Linked DNA regions of Homo sapiens: all the other regions are linked to region 1. Evidence: chromatin contacts called from ENCODE Hi-C data. All regions are on one chromosome and are shown on one strand. Each heading gives the region's core, a stretch centred on a gene start or an enhancer-like site at or near the end of the contact. The rest is flanking DNA. Distances are from core to core; before and after follow the strand shown.

Region 1 (5,026 bases), core at 881-3,380:
TCACTGCACTCCAGCCTGGGCAACAGCAGAGAAACCCCGTTTCAAAAAACAAACTAACAAAACCATAAAAAGCATGTATTTAGTGCTGCGCATTGTTTTTTCTTTTTGCATCAGGCTCTAATATGGCTTACATGGCACTGTGGGATCCTGTTTTTGTTTAAGAGTTTGGTATTTTGTTCACTGTGAATTTTTTTTGCATTAATTTTTATTTTTAAAAATATTGCATTAAAATGTTATTTATTTGATTATTCAGTTTTTTGGCACCTCTTCTTAAATTTGTGCCCCAAGCAAGTAGCTTTCTTGCCTCACCTTAGTTCTGGCCCTGACAGTTTGGTAGCTTCATACTTTGTCTTCTGCATTAGGTCATAGCTGCACCAAGTCCAAGTGCAATAGGACAGCAGAAGCAAATGCAGTGTACCTGAAACTCCTACCAGCTTTTGGATTTAAAACAGGTGGCCCATCTGAAGTAGAAAATGGAGACAAACATAAATCAGGATCAAATACCTTTACAAGCATTTGTCTATGTAAAAAGGTATGGTTCCCTTGTAAACAGAAATGATTATTCTGTCTTCATTCATCCATTCAACCTGAATTTAAACTTTCTAGTTGTTGAATAACTTGCTAAGCCCTGAAATTAGAAAGATGAGTCAGACTGAGAGTTTACAGTTTGACGAGAGAGACACAGAACAAGTACTTGAAATCCAATTCAATAAATGTTCTTCTAAGCATATGCATAAACAATTTGGAAGCACAGAGATGTAGGCAGAGTTTTTTGTTGCTGTTGTTCTGTTTTGTTGGCTGGGTGGCAGGGGTTATAACTATTAAGCAAAACCATAAATAGAAGGCATTAATGGTATGAAGAATGGAGGAAATGGATTTTTTTGGGGCGGGGCATATCACTTCCACTCTTCCAAATAATTGAGAGAAACTTTCTCCAGGATATGGAAATGTTTGGAGAACTTAGTGACTGATGCATGTATAAGCTTGGAAAATTAACATTTATTGAGTATCTGGCCAGGCACTTTACATAAAGCGTTATCGCCATCCTTAGTTCACCAGAGGAGGGGTGGTTTTAGAGATGAGGGACAGTCTCAGAGAACTTAGGCGTAACTACGCCAGCATTTCACTAGTAGTGAAATAAATGACGGGCGTGTGAAGTCCAGGTCTGTCTGGATTCCCCAAAGCCCCTTACACCATACTACCTTTGGAAAAGCAATGGAAAAGAAGAAATCAGGCAAGTGATGTATGGACCCATTATACTTCCCCCACTCTCATTTTAATATCACCTTGGCAAAGCTGAAGAGCAGACATCTTCGTGCCTCCATCAGTTATGCCCTCTGGGAGTCTCAGTTCATCCCTTCACACGCGGGATACTTAACTCTGCGGGATCTAAACCCTGGCCAAAATAAATTTTAAAGCTGGAAAAAATCCACACTGTACCCTTTGCATTGCCCTAATAGGCTGAAAATAGCCATGATAACCAAATTAAGGGACAGCGGCTGAGACTCAGACTCACTCCTTGTACACATTTTACTTAGGAAGGCGGGGAGGGGCGTGAAGTTAAGCCCTCAACAATTATTTCCTTAATTTGGGAGAAGGGCCTTCAGCTGGCGTCCCTGGCTGATTCTCAGCTCTGCTCTTGCTGAGTGGACAAGTCTCGGAGCGGCCCTGCTGTGTGCGGGGGACAAGCGGGGTGGGGAAGGCTGAGCGGGGAAAACGAGGGGTTCTCGGGTTGGAAAACAAAGAGAAGGAATGGATTTGGGGACCAAGGGCGTGGAGGAGTGTCAGATTTTGAGCGAGGCTTCCTGCATACTGAGTGTAAAATTTCGCAGGAGGAGTTGGGCAGACCGAGGCAGATTTGGCAACAAAAGGGTCCCGGGCTGGGCAAGTTTACGAACCGGGATGCGAGAACAGAGCTGGAGAGATTTGACGCGGAGCGCGAAGAAAGCGGGCTGAACTCGCACTGCGCCGCTGGCTCCCGGCTAGCGGGCGGGGTCTCCAGGGAGCCGCACCTCAGCCCACCCTGAGGGCGGGGCTGGCCCGGCGGTTACATAACAAACCTGTGAGAGCGGCTGGGGGCGGTTCGGGCGCTGGTGGGGGCGGGGCAGGGGCGGGGCCAGGGCGGGGCCAGACCTGCACCGGGCCAGGCAAGATGGCGGCCATGGAGACCGAGACGGCGCCGCTGACCCTAGAGTCGCTGCCCACCGATCCCCTGCTCCTCATCTTATCCTTTTTGGACTATCGGGATCTAATCAAGTAATGGGACGACACGCATGGCAGGGGTGGGGGCATGGGGAGAGGAGGCGGTGAGGCAGGGGGAAAGGGGGTCGGGGCCGCTGACAGGACCCGAGCTTCCGCGACACCAGAAGGTGACGCCAGGGCCGCCCTCATCCTGCGGAGCCACCGGGGACCGGGGCGAGACGGGGGCGGAAAGGGCCTCGCCCTGAGTCTTCCTCCTGTCCTGGGCCCAGGTATGAGAAGCGACGAGATATCTCTCTCCCAGGCCTCGGTGAGGCCCACTTGCAAGAGAAGGAGGTAGTGGCCCTCGTGCCGCACCGCCGCGCTCCGCGGACCCCCGCTGGCCCCGCAGGTGCCCGCCCGGTTGGGGTCAGTCCCTGCTGCTGTGTAAAAGCCCCTGTCCCGGCCAGGCGCTCTTCTCTGCTGGGTCCGGGGCCTGCGGAGTCTGGCGCCGGGGTGGGCAGGTGGGTGAGCGAGAGGAGAAGATAGGCAACCCCTTACTCCCCTGGCGCGACTTCCCCAGCGCCAGAATCGCTGTCCGGGCTCACTTTCGGACTTCAGTGCGTGAGAATTGTTTTGCTGTCAGCATTGCTCCTTACGGTTCGATGTTGGATTTTATGTTTTGGTACTGACTTCCGGTGATGCCATACCGGTGACTATCTTTTCTCCTGGACACCTTGGGTTTCCCACATTACTAGCATCTGTTCCAGAAATAAACACCGGTTGCTGATAAGGGTGGTTCAATGCCCAGTTTCTTCAGAACTTGGGACTGTCTGGGGTGGTGGAAGAAATGGCGCTGCCAGCCCGCCCCCCAGCTGTCAGGATTGTTTACACCCTTGACAGGGGGTGGCATGGCTGTGAGTTTCCTGTGCTACCGTATATATTTGCAGAGGATGCAAAGTCGCCCTCTTAGGATAGGTGGGCGAGATTTGTTTTGTGTTTGGATTAACCATTAGATTCTAGCCATTTGATGATTGTGCCCTGTGTTATTAGAGGTCTTTTTATAAATACAGATTTCTTGGAGCTACAGATAGTTGTTGGCCTAGCTAAGTGGTGATAGAGAGATACCTCAAGTTTTTGGTCACTACCTGTACTGGTCGCTACCTGTACCTGCTAGCAATTTTATTTTTCTAGAAAATACTTACAATTTAACTAACAGTCTCCAACTTTTGATTGCTGCCAGAGTAATCTTTCCAAGACACATCTGGTTGTCATTCTCCTTAAAACCTGTGACACCCCTATGTTTATAGACTATAACCTAAACTTCTGGGGCATTGAAAGCTCTTATCATCTGGCTTGTATATCTAAGGTCCTCCAGGACTTATTTCTCCACCACTATCACATTTGCACCATCCATTCTAACCAAATCAGACCTCTGCCAGCATACAACACACTTGCACTTTCTTTTTTTTTTTTTTTCCTGTGGCTCAAGCTCTCGACCTTGCCTGGAATGCCTTGCCTACCTCTTCTCAACTTGGCAAGGTGGAGAAGATGCCCTCTCTACCTTCTTCCTGCAGAATTGATTTGCCATGTCAGGTAGATGGCGTGCTTCTTGATTGTAAGGGCTGCCTTGCTTATCTTCCTATTCAAAGATTTTTTTTTCCCCGAGGGCTTGCTATGTGCCAGTCTGTTAAGTGTTGAGGGTACAGTAGTGAACAACGCAGATAAGGCAACTCTTATGGAGCTTACAGTCCAGTGGGCAAGCGCATAATTGCAAGAGGTACTAAGTGCTGTGAAGGAAATAGATTGCTCTGTTAAGGAATAGGAAGTGAGAAGTGATCAAATCGGAAGGAGCTGCCATATATGAAGCAGGGCATATGCAGTTCTGGCAGAGGGAAAAGTATGTTCAGAGATTGACGGGACTGCTGAACGGTACTGTTCAACAGCATGGCCTGGTGGAAGATACAGAAGGCTGGCGTTGCTGGAGGTAGGGAGTGACTCACAGACAGTGATGAGATGAGGGTGGTGAGATCATGCAGGACCTTGGGAACCAAGGTGAGGAAGTAAGAGTTTACTTTAAATGCTTTAGGTAGTAATCACAATTTTAAACAGAAGTGACATGATCCCTCTGTAAATGTCTGTGGAAATAAATTGAGTTGAATACCATTTGAATTTTATCTACAGAAAAGTATCCAGTGTATTGCAGCTTTTTTCCTGCACCATACAGCCCAATTTTGTCAAGGGTCTAGTCTAGTGATAAGCTCTGAAGTTTTTGGTATTATTTGCTGAACTGGATTGGGTTGGATTGGATTAGTACACTGGAATCATGTAGCATCAGTTGCCTAGTTTGAATTGAGATGATCTGATACCCTCTCCATTTCAGAGTGATTTATTCTGAAATGGAGTGAATAAATGCCACACTGTGCGTCAGAATGACCTGTGCATCAGAATGGCCTGTGGCACTTTTTAAACATACAGATGCCTGAGGTACAGATCTCAGTCCAAACCGACTGGATCAGAATCTCTAGAACAGTAGTTTTCACTCTCGATGTGCATTGAATTCATCTTTCATGCATATTCCAGATTCTTTTATGTCATTTAGCTCCTAGGGCAGTGGAGGGACAGGAATCAAGAAGAGGGTATGGAAACTGAATGCACAAAACTGGAGGGATTCCTATGTTTACAAAAGTTAATTTGGGCATCTCCTGAGCTTGGCAGAAAAGGATGAGGATGATGTTTCTGTAAAATCTGAAAATCAAACAAAGGCAATTTTGTTTACTATAGATGGTTTTTAACACACCTTAGTCATGGCCTTGACAAACCTGATGTGATTTAAGATTCTGTTGAT
Region 2 (5,026 bases), core at 1,531-4,030, 480 kb before region 1:
GGGAGAGACCCACGAACTTCACTGAGGGAGGATTGGAGAGGGGGACATGGTAGTTTTAAGCTCAAGGGCCAAACAAGGAAGTTTTCTCTTCAGTGCCCTGCATACCAGAGAAAGATCCCTTCCTTGGGAGAATGAAGAGTTTTGCTCCCTTCCAGCAGGTAATGAAGGAGGAGAGGACACTGTGCCCAGGCAGGAAAAAGCAGCAATAACTACAGACATTTTGCTTCCTCTGTGGCTCCCTGGTAGGTTCCCCTGAAAAAAAAATTTTTTTTTTTTTTTTGAGACGGAATCTCGCTCTATTGCGCAGACTGGAGTGCAGTGGCACGTTCTCTGCTCACTGCAACCTCCGCCTCCCGGGGTCAAGGGATTCTCCTGCCTCAGCCTCCCGAGTAGCTGGGATTACAAGAGTGTGCCACCATGCCTGGCTAATTTTTGTATTTTTAGTAAAGATGAGGTTTCACTATGCTGGCCAGGCTGGTCTTGAACTCCTGATCTTGTGATCTGCCCGCTTTGGCCTCCCAAAGTGCTGGGATTACAGGCATGAGCCACTGTGCCCAGCCTTGAAAGCAGGAATTTAATTAATTTAATGAGTGGGGCTGGCTTCTCAGAGCTGTGCAGGTCTGTCTGCAACAGGGCAGGGGCCACAGGAGTTGCCGACATGAACAGTGCTCCCTGTCACTCTGAAGGAAGAAGAGAGAAGAATCCCAGGCCTCTAGTGTGTCTTCTGGCCCAGGTGAGGCCTCTGGGCCTGTGGAGATGGCAAGTGACCCAGGGACGGGTGTGAGATGGGAGAAGGGGGTGGAGATTCTCCCAGACTCTCCTGTGCTTTCCACCTGGAGGAGCTGGGGCTTCTGGTGTGGCATAGAGCAGCCTTGCCATCCTCTGGGAGGAGCATTGAGGAGATCACTTGGACTGAGCCTTTCCCAGGTGGAGATGGGGATTTGCTGGAAAACAGAAGAGGGGACCTAGGGGCTAGCACACGTAGGTTTCTCCACCAAGGGCAGCTGCCAAAGCAGCTCTTCCTCCTGGGGGTGGAGGGGTGGAATCGGGCCCTGAGCCATGTGCAGGCCAGGTGACAGCCACCTGGGTTGGGCAGGAGAGGCCCAGGTGTCCAAGCTCCCAGGAGGTCCCCCAGCCTCCTCTGGCCCAGCTGGGAGTCCAGTTGGCCCTGGTACTAGGTTAGGGAGGTCTCTGGTGGTTGCACGTTATAAAAACATGTTTGAGTAGAAGGTGGAAAATAAGACAGGAGAGGATTATTTGAAGTAGGGGAGCCCCAGGGCAGGAGAGCTTCTAAGCCTCAGGAAGGTGCTGGACCAGGACCAGGAGGCTGTCTCCCAATCCCCCTCCTGGCCCCACCCTTCCCCCCATTCTCTCTCCCTGCTCTCCTCTCTTTCAGGCAGGTTGGAGGGTTGGGGGAGTGGCACAGGAGATGCCCTAGCACAGGTTAGGAATCTAGTCTTTCTCTTAGGGTCATGCCCAGCGGTGGTGGGGAGGTCATGATGTCCAGATGGCACTCTCCCCCTGTGACTGAGGAGGGCTGGTTAAGCAGTGGTCATTATCAGCTGCCTGGATGCTCCAAAGACACCTATTCCTAAAGGGAAGTCAGCCCCAAGCCAGGGAAGAGATGGGGCCAGTCCAAAGAAAAGGCTGATAGGAAGTGGGGAGATGCGATGGTTCAGGAAGAGGCTCGTGCATCTGGCCTCCTCGCTGTCACTCCTGCCACGGCTTTCCCAGGCATGGAGTCGTGGGGCTCTGGCCAGCTCTGGTGTGGGGGCTCATGCTGTGTCAGGTGACTTCCTTTCAGCTCAGCCTCATGAACCCCTGGAGCATGAACTCCGAACCACCATCCGGGCCTTGCTGTGAGTTTTGCAGCTTTCATGAAACTCTCCTCTTCCCTGGGATTGCAAGCCCCTGGGTGGAGGGGATGGGAGTGGGGTGGGGCTGACTTTGGCAGCTTAGATCCCTGAGTGCCCTAAACACTGTGACTCCCAGGATGGGACTGGGTGAGGAAAGTCTCCTCCACTGGCTGCAGATTTCCAGTGAGCACAAGAGGAAAACAATACCAGGAATGATTTGGATCTTTTTCTATCGTTCAAGCTCCTGTTTTTTTAGTCTGCGGTGAATCACTCCTCATGTCTCTGTAGATAGCCTCACATTCTGCTTTAGTTGTTTCCTGAGGAACAGTTGTGTCCTCCACTCCATTTTAACTTTCTTTACTGTAATTCCTTATATCTGTGTAGTGCTCTGACTTGAAGAACATACTCACCTTTTTGCATTGCACCTGGTCCCAGCAAATAAAAAAAAGTTCAGGAGTCTTACACAAATGCACGTCAGATAATGAGAGAAAGTAAAGAACCCTCCATGTACTCTCTTATAGCTCAGAGAGTGCGCGGCTTCCCCCAGCATAGCTGACATCCTGCTGGGCATGGCATGGACACCGGTCAACAGTTGGCCCAGGGGAAGGAGGAGGACAGGGTCCCTTTAACAGAGCCAGCCACCCTAGCATTTCACTGGTGCCTGAGACAGTGTCGGGAGCTGTGTTTCTGGCTGTATTTCTCTGTGTGGTCCCCCTTTGGAGATGAGCCCCGCCTCTTCCCCTGGGGCTGTCACTCAGCCAGAGCAGAATCAGTGTCAGCGCTGTCTGAGCAGGCTCCTTGCCTGTCACTAAGGCATGATTCACAGCTGAGTGATGCCCTCTGAAATCAGGGTGCAGAGCCCACGCCCATGGGCAGCCTCACCCGCTCTATTTTGGTGTTGGTTGTCACAGAATATGGGAGGAGCCATTCTCCTTGCCTCTGAGAGGCTCCTCCTACTTCCCCTTTACAACAGCCAGGCCAGCCCCTATTAAGAAGCCAGGGTAGAAGATTTATCTCTTAGCCCACCAGCTTCTACCTGCCAACTCCATGGGTGTAGCCTGAGAGATCAGAAGGAGGAGTAAATATAGGGGTAAAAACACATGTTTGATGGCAGACAGACCTGGATGTGAGTCTTGCTTTGCCTTTAACTAGCTGTGCTTCCTTGGGCAAGTTACTTAACCTCTCTGAACCTCGGTTTTCTCATATGTAAAATGGCAATGATGGTTTCTACCCCCCTAGTTATTCTGAGGATTAAATAGGCAGAAGGTAATTTGCAAAGTGCCTTACACACCTGGTAGGATCTCAGTAATGGCAACTTTAGCTTTATTAGAGGGAGCAGAGCATTTGTAGCCGCAGAAAGAAGTTTGGGGTTGGTGCTCTCTCTCTCAGGGAGGGAAACTTAGTGAAGGCTTCTGAGGATTGGGAGGAATTGCTCTGGAGACTAGAATGATGAAGCGTCTTTCTGCCATGTCTGTTCACTTTCCACATGCATCGCTCCTCTTTCAGGATGAAGTTTTATCTCTGTTTCTGCAGAAAGCTTATCCTAGGGTTTGTTTGAAAAATTGTTGCAGTTGGCCACAACCCTGCCATTTGATGTCAATAAATTCCACTTGTTTTCTCCCATGAGAAACTAAGCTATTTGGGCAAGGAAGGAAGAGATTTCAAGATTCACATTTATCGTCACTTTGTTGAGCAAGTATTTATTGCATATGCACTACATGCCAGACATCTTCATGGGTGCTGGGGATGATTCCCTGGCCCTACAGATTGCAGTCTGGTTGTACTAGAGGACTCTTATGGCCCCTTAAGAAGAACTGGGGAGTCTTCATTTGCCCCTGCTCTTGCACTGAAACCTTCAATGTCTACTTATTGCCAGAAGATACAAGGTCCTTAATGCCTAGATACCCTCAGCCTCCATCTACCTTGCCAGCCTTCCCTCCTCTGTGCTCTTAGAACACCCAGCTCTCCAAGACCCCTGTTCTTTCAGTTCCAAGGCAGCTTGTGCTTTTCTGCCTTGGCTCCTCCCTAGAATCCCAACTCCTATCAATCTTTGCCTGAGTTTCCCAGCTCTATCTTCCAGGACCAGCTCAAGGTGTCACCAGATCCCCAGGGATGCTTTTATAGTCACTGAGCACCATTGGGGTTATTCTGCCAGAGCCATGTAGACCACTCTATACCAGCAAGGTCTCATTTCACAGCCAGGCCACAAGCTTTGTGAGAACAGGACTGTGAACTGGGCTTCTTCAGCCCTCCTGATGTTATAGAGTGATGGATGCTGAAGAAATATTTACTTAGCTAGGCATGGTGGCACATCTGTAGTCCCAGCCACTCAGAAGCTGTGGCAGGAGGATCACTTGAACCCAGGAGTTCAAGGCTGCAGTAAGCTGTGATTACACCACGGCACTCCAGCCTCGGCAACAGAGCAAGACTCTAACAACAAAGAAAAGACATTTCATATATTTACTTAACTGGGACAAAGCTCCGAGTTAGATGTTCAAGTGGGGTAGTGGGGTCAAGCTCAAATGACCTCCCCCTTTCTGGAAGGTCATGAAATGACCTGCCAGGAGGCCTGCCCTCTTGTAAACATTCTAGGCCCTATTGTACTAGAGGATATTCCCCAAGTGCTTTCTACTATTTGAGAAGCCTTGGTGGGGATATTCTTGTCAAAGCTACTTTACGGCTGTTGCTTTTGTAGAACCTGCAGCCAGCTCTGGATATTTTTATGTGAAGCTATTATTTCACCACTTCTTGCCAACTTTTTCATTAATACATATATCGTCCTACACTGACCACAGTTGCAGTTCAGGGCCAGATTCTGAAGCTTGTCCTTAAAGGCATGAGCTTCAGTCATTGATTCAGTGGTGGTCCCATTGACCCCAGCTCCCCTCAAGGCTGCGCATTCACGAGGGTGCAAGTCATGACCACTTGCAAATTCATGTTGCGAGTGTCTTTCATTTTGTTTGTTTGTTTGAGACAGAGTTTCGCTCTTGTTGCCCAGGCTAGAGTGCAATGGCACGATCCCGGCTCACTGCAACCTCTGCCTCCCTGGTTCAAGCGAATCTCTTGCCTCAGCCTCCTGAGTAGCTGGGATTACAGCATGTGCCACCACGCCCGGCTAATTTTGTATTTTTAGTAGAAACAGGGTTTCTCCATTTTGGTCAGGCTGGTCT
Region 3 (5,026 bases), core at 1,760-4,259, 460 kb before region 1:
TGTTTACTGTGTATCTATTGCATATTTAATCTTCATAACAACCTGATAGAGGTGGGTACTGTGGGCTCCATTTTACAGATGAGAAAACCTCAACACACACAGAGGGGTTCGGTAACTTGTCCAAGATGATCCAGAGGTACATATTCTGTCCCCAAAGCCCCTACTCTTGGCCACGACTCCATAAAATACTTCTAAACAGCTTGCTTCCCTTGTACAGTTTAAATGATTTTGTCTTTTTGCATACATTCAACTTTCTCATAAACTTGAGGTTCACCAAGGAGAGAATTATTTCCCCCACAGATAATAGCTGCCAAAATAGAGTCCGAATCCCTGAGGGTTCCCAGATGGCTGGGCACACCCAAGCTGCAGAGGCTGTCTGGAATGATTAGGGCAGAGGAAGGTGCTAATCTATCTAGGAGCGAGCAGCTTTGCGGCTGATGCGATTTCGTTTATCTACCCTCCTCGGTTCTTTGTCTCTTTATCCTCCTGTCTCCCTCCTGGCCTGGCTAACAGGCCTGATGTATCGGCATCTCAATCACTTCTGCTTCCCCAGGAGATCAAGGCCTGGCCTTGGGCCCTGAGGCCTCCCGGAGTAAATCAGTGGATTGAGGGGAGGGGGTGCCGGGGAGGCATCAAAAGAGAATGGGGTCCTCTGGCTTCAAGCTACCTAAAATCTGCTGCTTAAAATGCTGCTGTTAGGGAAAACTGGCGGCACAGAGTCCTTCTCCAGCCCTAGAAATAACCTCTCTGAAACCTGTCGAGTGACCCACCCCAAATTAGAAAGAATTTTTTGTCTTAAAAGGCACATTAAAGAGAGTCCTGTGTTTTCTGCCCTGTGCCTTCTGGAGGTAGAAGACAAGTGTGAATTCTCTACCCTTCTACAACAAGAGCAAAGGAAGAAGAAAATTTCCATATTTTCTCAGCTATTTCAAAACACATTTTTTTACCTTTCATATGAAGTGACTGTTCCAAATGACCTCTTCTTTCCAGGGAAAAAACTCTATTTTAATACTTTTTCTCCCCTCCTCTTTCTCCAGCCCTGTCTCTTTTTTCTATTTTTAATCTCCCTCTGCCAACAAGAATATCCACGGACTTCCCACCTGGCCTTTACCCTTCTCTTCCTTGCAGGGGTGTACCCACCAGCCTGCACCCGATGTCCACGATGTCTGTCCACCCCAGAACCCAGCAGCATCTCTCCCCGTCTGGCGCTCAGCCTGCTTCTGAGTGTGGGCAGCAGGGAAGCTAGGCGCTGTGCTTGCCCAGACCACACAGCTGTCTCTGTTTAGGGCTTTGCTGCCTGAAAGTTTGTTTCAAGGAGGAACAGGCTCTGCTCTGCCTTCTCAGCTTGGTCTCCTTACCTGGGGCACAAAGAGTGTTCACTTAGCTAGCGCTGACCTCCTGCAGCTAATTAATGCCTCTAGCATGGATCAGAAAAAGCTCTGCAAAGTGCAATTAGCGATGGATCACTTGTTGCTACTTCATAGGAGTGGTGTCAGCAGTATTCATGGCTTGTGGCTTAAAAGCCAGAAGGAGATCCCCAATCAGGTCCTGGATGGCTCTGATAGGCAAATCCTCTTAGGAAGGTGGGATCACAGGCACCAATTCCTTTTGACCTCCCCCGCTCCCCTTCCTGTGGGGCTTATTGAACAGAGGCTAATTCATTCAGTATTGGAGATGTAGCAGTTTATTGTGGGGTTCAAGATCCTTGTCATCTCTGAGGATAACAGAGAGAGCCCTTTTATTGAACTCTTGCTATGTGTCAGGCATTGGGTTTAGTGCTTTATGCGATATGTTCATAACCACTACAGAGAAGAAACCATATCCGCTTTACAGATGAAGAAACTGAGGTCTAGAGGTTAAGTACTTACCCCGGGTCATGGTCAGATATTTGGCTGATGGCATTCATTTCTTTTCTAGAAATGTCTTGAGCATCTATGTGGCTGACATTTTTCAGGCAATCCCTGCTATGCAGAGCTTGCATTTTAGAGGGAGTAGGGGCACCAGATACTGAGCAAGTAAGCAAATTAATAAACACAATAATCTCGGCCGGGCACGGTGGCTCACGCCTGTAATCCCAGCACTTTGGGTGGCTAAGGCAGGCGGATCACAAGGTCAGGAGATCGAGACCATCCTGGCTAACACGGTGAAACCCCATCTCTACTAAAAATACAAAAAAAAAATTAGCCAGGCGCCGTGGCGGGCGCCTATAGTCCTAGCTACTTGGGAGGCTGAGGCAGGAGAATGGCGTGAACCCAGGAGGCAGAGCTTGCAGTGAGCCAAGATAGCGCCACTGCACTCCAGCCTGGGCGAAGGAGCGAGACTCTGTCTCAAAAATAAATAAATAAATAAATAAAATAAACACAATAATCTCTGTATAAGTGCTTCAGGGAAACTAAAAGGGCCCTCTTCTGTGGCAGAACTGGGATTCCCAGTCTCTGAGGTTAAGCAGGAGCAGGTAGCATTACCCTGTAAGCTGGGAGTCGCAATAGGCAATTAGTTACCTGACTGTCCCAGGGCTTGGCACTGCCTGGTAGCCCTGCCTTTTCATAAGGAAAAGATTCCGCACAAAGCACTTTACCTAGGTTTTGTGAGAGGCGGAGCCAGAGCTGGCATCCGAGGTGTTCTCACAATGCTGGACTTTGAGGCACAGGAGAGAATTGCATTTCTCCTCTGAGCAGTGGAACCAGCCCTGGTGCCTCCCTTGCCCAGCCTCACCCTGGGACCCTGGGTGTGAGTAGTTAGTCTTGTTATCAGTGAGAGTAACCCAGGAATCTCCCTGATGGGGAAATCCCAGGTAATTTACTGTGTCTCTGATATTCCGGTTACAGCCTCTGCTCTAGAAAGGCCAGGGAGGGGAGAATCTAAAAGTTCTCCATTTCTCGCTTGAGATGGCATCCCCCCATGCTTTCCTTAGGCCTCCTTGAGTAAGGTGTCTGCAAATAGCTTCTCAGCATGACTTCACCCGGAAGCTCATCTGAGTGACTCACAGCCTGCTTTAGGCACCTCCTCCAGGGAGACGCTCTTACCCTTGCCCCCACCCCAACAGGGGAGGGGAGGGGAGAAGGGAAACCCCCTAACTGAGCCACGGAGAAGGCCTTGCCAGAGCACTGTGGAAAATACCTGCAGCCCAGCTTGGCCCTGCTTCAGGTGCCCTGGGATGTATGGTTTCTCTAGTCTTCTGAGAGGGATCAAGCTGACAATTCAAATTTGAGGGAGCGATGACCCTGGAAACTGTGTAGGTCTTAAAAAGAAATATATATCCAAACACACTGACCTGAAAAGATGTCCACAAAATACAGGATTCAGCATTAGGTGAAAAATAATTTCATTATGTTCCTGTTTCTCAAATTCGGTTTGTGATTTTAAAAAATTGATAGGTTAGTACATGTATTTGTACATGTACTATTTGTACTAAAAGCCTATTTGAAGAAAAATTATAATATATTAATAATAGTTATCTCTGGGAGGTAGTATTAAAAGAAACTTTATTCATTATTCCTTTCTGATTTTTAAAAAATAATCATAATTACCTTTATAATAAAAAAAAAAAAGGTGGGCCAGGTACAGTGGTTCATGCCTATAATCCCAGCACTTTGCAAGGCCAAGGCAGATTGCTTGAGCCCAGGATTTCAAGACCAGCCTGAGCAACATGGTGAGACCTTGTCTCTACAAAACATTTTTAGAAACTTAGCTGGGTGTGGTGGTGTACCCCTGTGGTCCCAGCTAATTGGGAGGCTGAGGCAGGAGGATTGCTTGAGCCCAGGAGTTTAACGCTGCAGTGACCTGGGAGGCGGAGGCTGCAGTGAGCCAAGGTCACACCACTGCACTTCAGCCTGGGCAACAAGGAGGCTCTGTCTCAAAAAAAAAAAAAGCTGCAGTGAGCCATGATCATGCCATTTCCCTTCTGCCTGGGTAATAGAGCAAGACCCTGTCTCAAAAAGAAAGGGTTGTTTTTTTGTTTTGCTTTGTCTTCAAAAAAATAAAAAGAAAAATCCTCATGCACCAAGCCCAGGTGTCCTAATTGTGTCCTCATTATTAAATGCCTAACTTCCCGTGGTGGACTGTTAGCAGGAAGCGACTGGGATGGACTTAACATTCACTTAGCAAACAGCTACCTCCCTAGCCACTGGAGGACCAAACCACTATGACAGGGTGTCTCCCTTCAGTGGCTCCCAGCATGATGGAGGGGGTAGTATATGTTTTGCGGGGCATTTGGGGTTTTGGGGGGAGGTTAGGGGGTTTTTTGAGACAGAGTCTCCTTCTGTCACCCAGGCTGGAGTGCAGTGGTGTGATTATGGCTCACTGCAGCCCTGACCTCACAGGCTCAAGAGATCCTCCCACCTCAGCTTCCCAAGAAGCTGGGACCATTACGCCTGGCTAATTTTATTTATTATTATGTATTTTTTTTTAAGAGACAGAGTCCCACTATGTTGCCCAAACTGGTCTCAGTGATCCTCCCACCTTGGTCTCCCAAAGTTCTGAGATTACAAGTGGGAGCCACCATGCCCCCTGACCAACCACCACCCTGCACCCAAGGCCAAGGGCTCGATAAATACTTTGCAAACAAATGGATATGTAAATGAGTAGATACTAAGTGGTCTGTGAGAGAAGGCTACAGATTGTGGTGGGGCTTCAGAAGGTCTCGAGAGGTCCCTTGCTGGGGATTAGGTTAGGCCTCGTGATGGTGCTTCTGGGATATTCCTTTTCTCTAGGATTTAAATGTCTCATTTAAGAACAATTTTTTTTTTTTTTTTTGAGACAGAGTCTCCCTCTATTGCCCAGGCTGGAGTGCAGTGGCGCGATCTCAGCTCACTGCAGCCTCCGCTTCCCAGGTTCAAGTGCTTCTCATGCCTCTGCCTCCCAAGTAGCTGGCGCTACAGGCGTGCACCACTATGCCCTGCTAATTTTTTGTATTTTTAGTAGAGATGGGGTTTCACCATGTTGGCCAGGCTGGTCTTGAACTCCTGACCTCAAATGATCCACCCACCTAGGCCTCCCCAAGTGCTGGGATTACAGGCATGAGCCA

The links. Hi-C counts contacts between places; a loop is a spot of excess contacts on that map. Pooled maps may share reads with other maps.
Region 2: a map of CD8-positive, alpha-beta T cell shows a loop between it and region 1 (2.3-fold over the local background). The contact joins the enhancer-like site here to the promoter of FBXO3 in region 1. A Hi-C loop is called at or near these places in 1 of 168 maps with a recorded cell type or tissue (CD8-positive, alpha-beta T cell), 5 of 37 single-sample maps with no recorded cell type and 10 of 50 pooled maps.
Region 3: a map of GM12878 shows a loop between it and region 1 (2.6-fold over the local background). The contact joins the enhancer-like site here to the promoter of FBXO3 in region 1. A Hi-C loop is called at or near these places in 2 of 168 maps with a recorded cell type or tissue (CD8-positive, alpha-beta T cell and GM12878), 5 of 37 single-sample maps with no recorded cell type and 9 of 50 pooled maps.

Annotation. Positions count from the first base shown.
Region 1 is chr11:33,771,624-33,776,649 of GRCh38, reverse strand. FBXO3 (F-box protein 3) reads left to right here and starts at 2,130. Exons shown (of 11, transcript NM_012175.4): 1 at 2,130-2,256. The coding sequence starts at 2,153. It overlaps FBXO3-DT (FBXO3 divergent transcript), which reads right to left and starts at 1,951. Exons shown (of 3, transcript NR_120550.1): 1 at 1,899-1,951; 2 at 1,287-1,396; 3 at 980-1,202. RefSeq lists silencers at 2,038-2,137, 2,598-2,667, 3,993-4,287 and an enhancer at 2,616-3,116.
Region 2 is chr11:34,248,930-34,253,955 of GRCh38, reverse strand. The region is part of intron 1 of ABTB2 (ankyrin repeat and BTB domain containing 2); the gene reads left to right. Among named protein-coding and RNA genes, the nearest start is that of ABTB2, 110 kb to the left of the region's middle. RefSeq lists a silencer at 2,480-2,774. Within about 2 kb of position 2,780, at least 13 of the 41 ENCODE cell types and tissues checked have a DNase peak (open chromatin) inside an H3K27ac peak, as active enhancers do.
Region 3 is chr11:34,232,179-34,237,204 of GRCh38, reverse strand. All of the region lies in intron 1 of ABTB2 (ankyrin repeat and BTB domain containing 2), which reads left to right. Among named protein-coding and RNA genes, the nearest start is that of ABTB2, 120 kb to the left of the region's middle. RefSeq lists enhancers at 2,674-3,003, 2,680-3,204. Within about 2 kb of position 3,009, at least 13 of the 41 ENCODE cell types and tissues checked have a DNase peak (open chromatin) inside an H3K27ac peak, as active enhancers do; they include GM12878, where a contact is called at or near this core.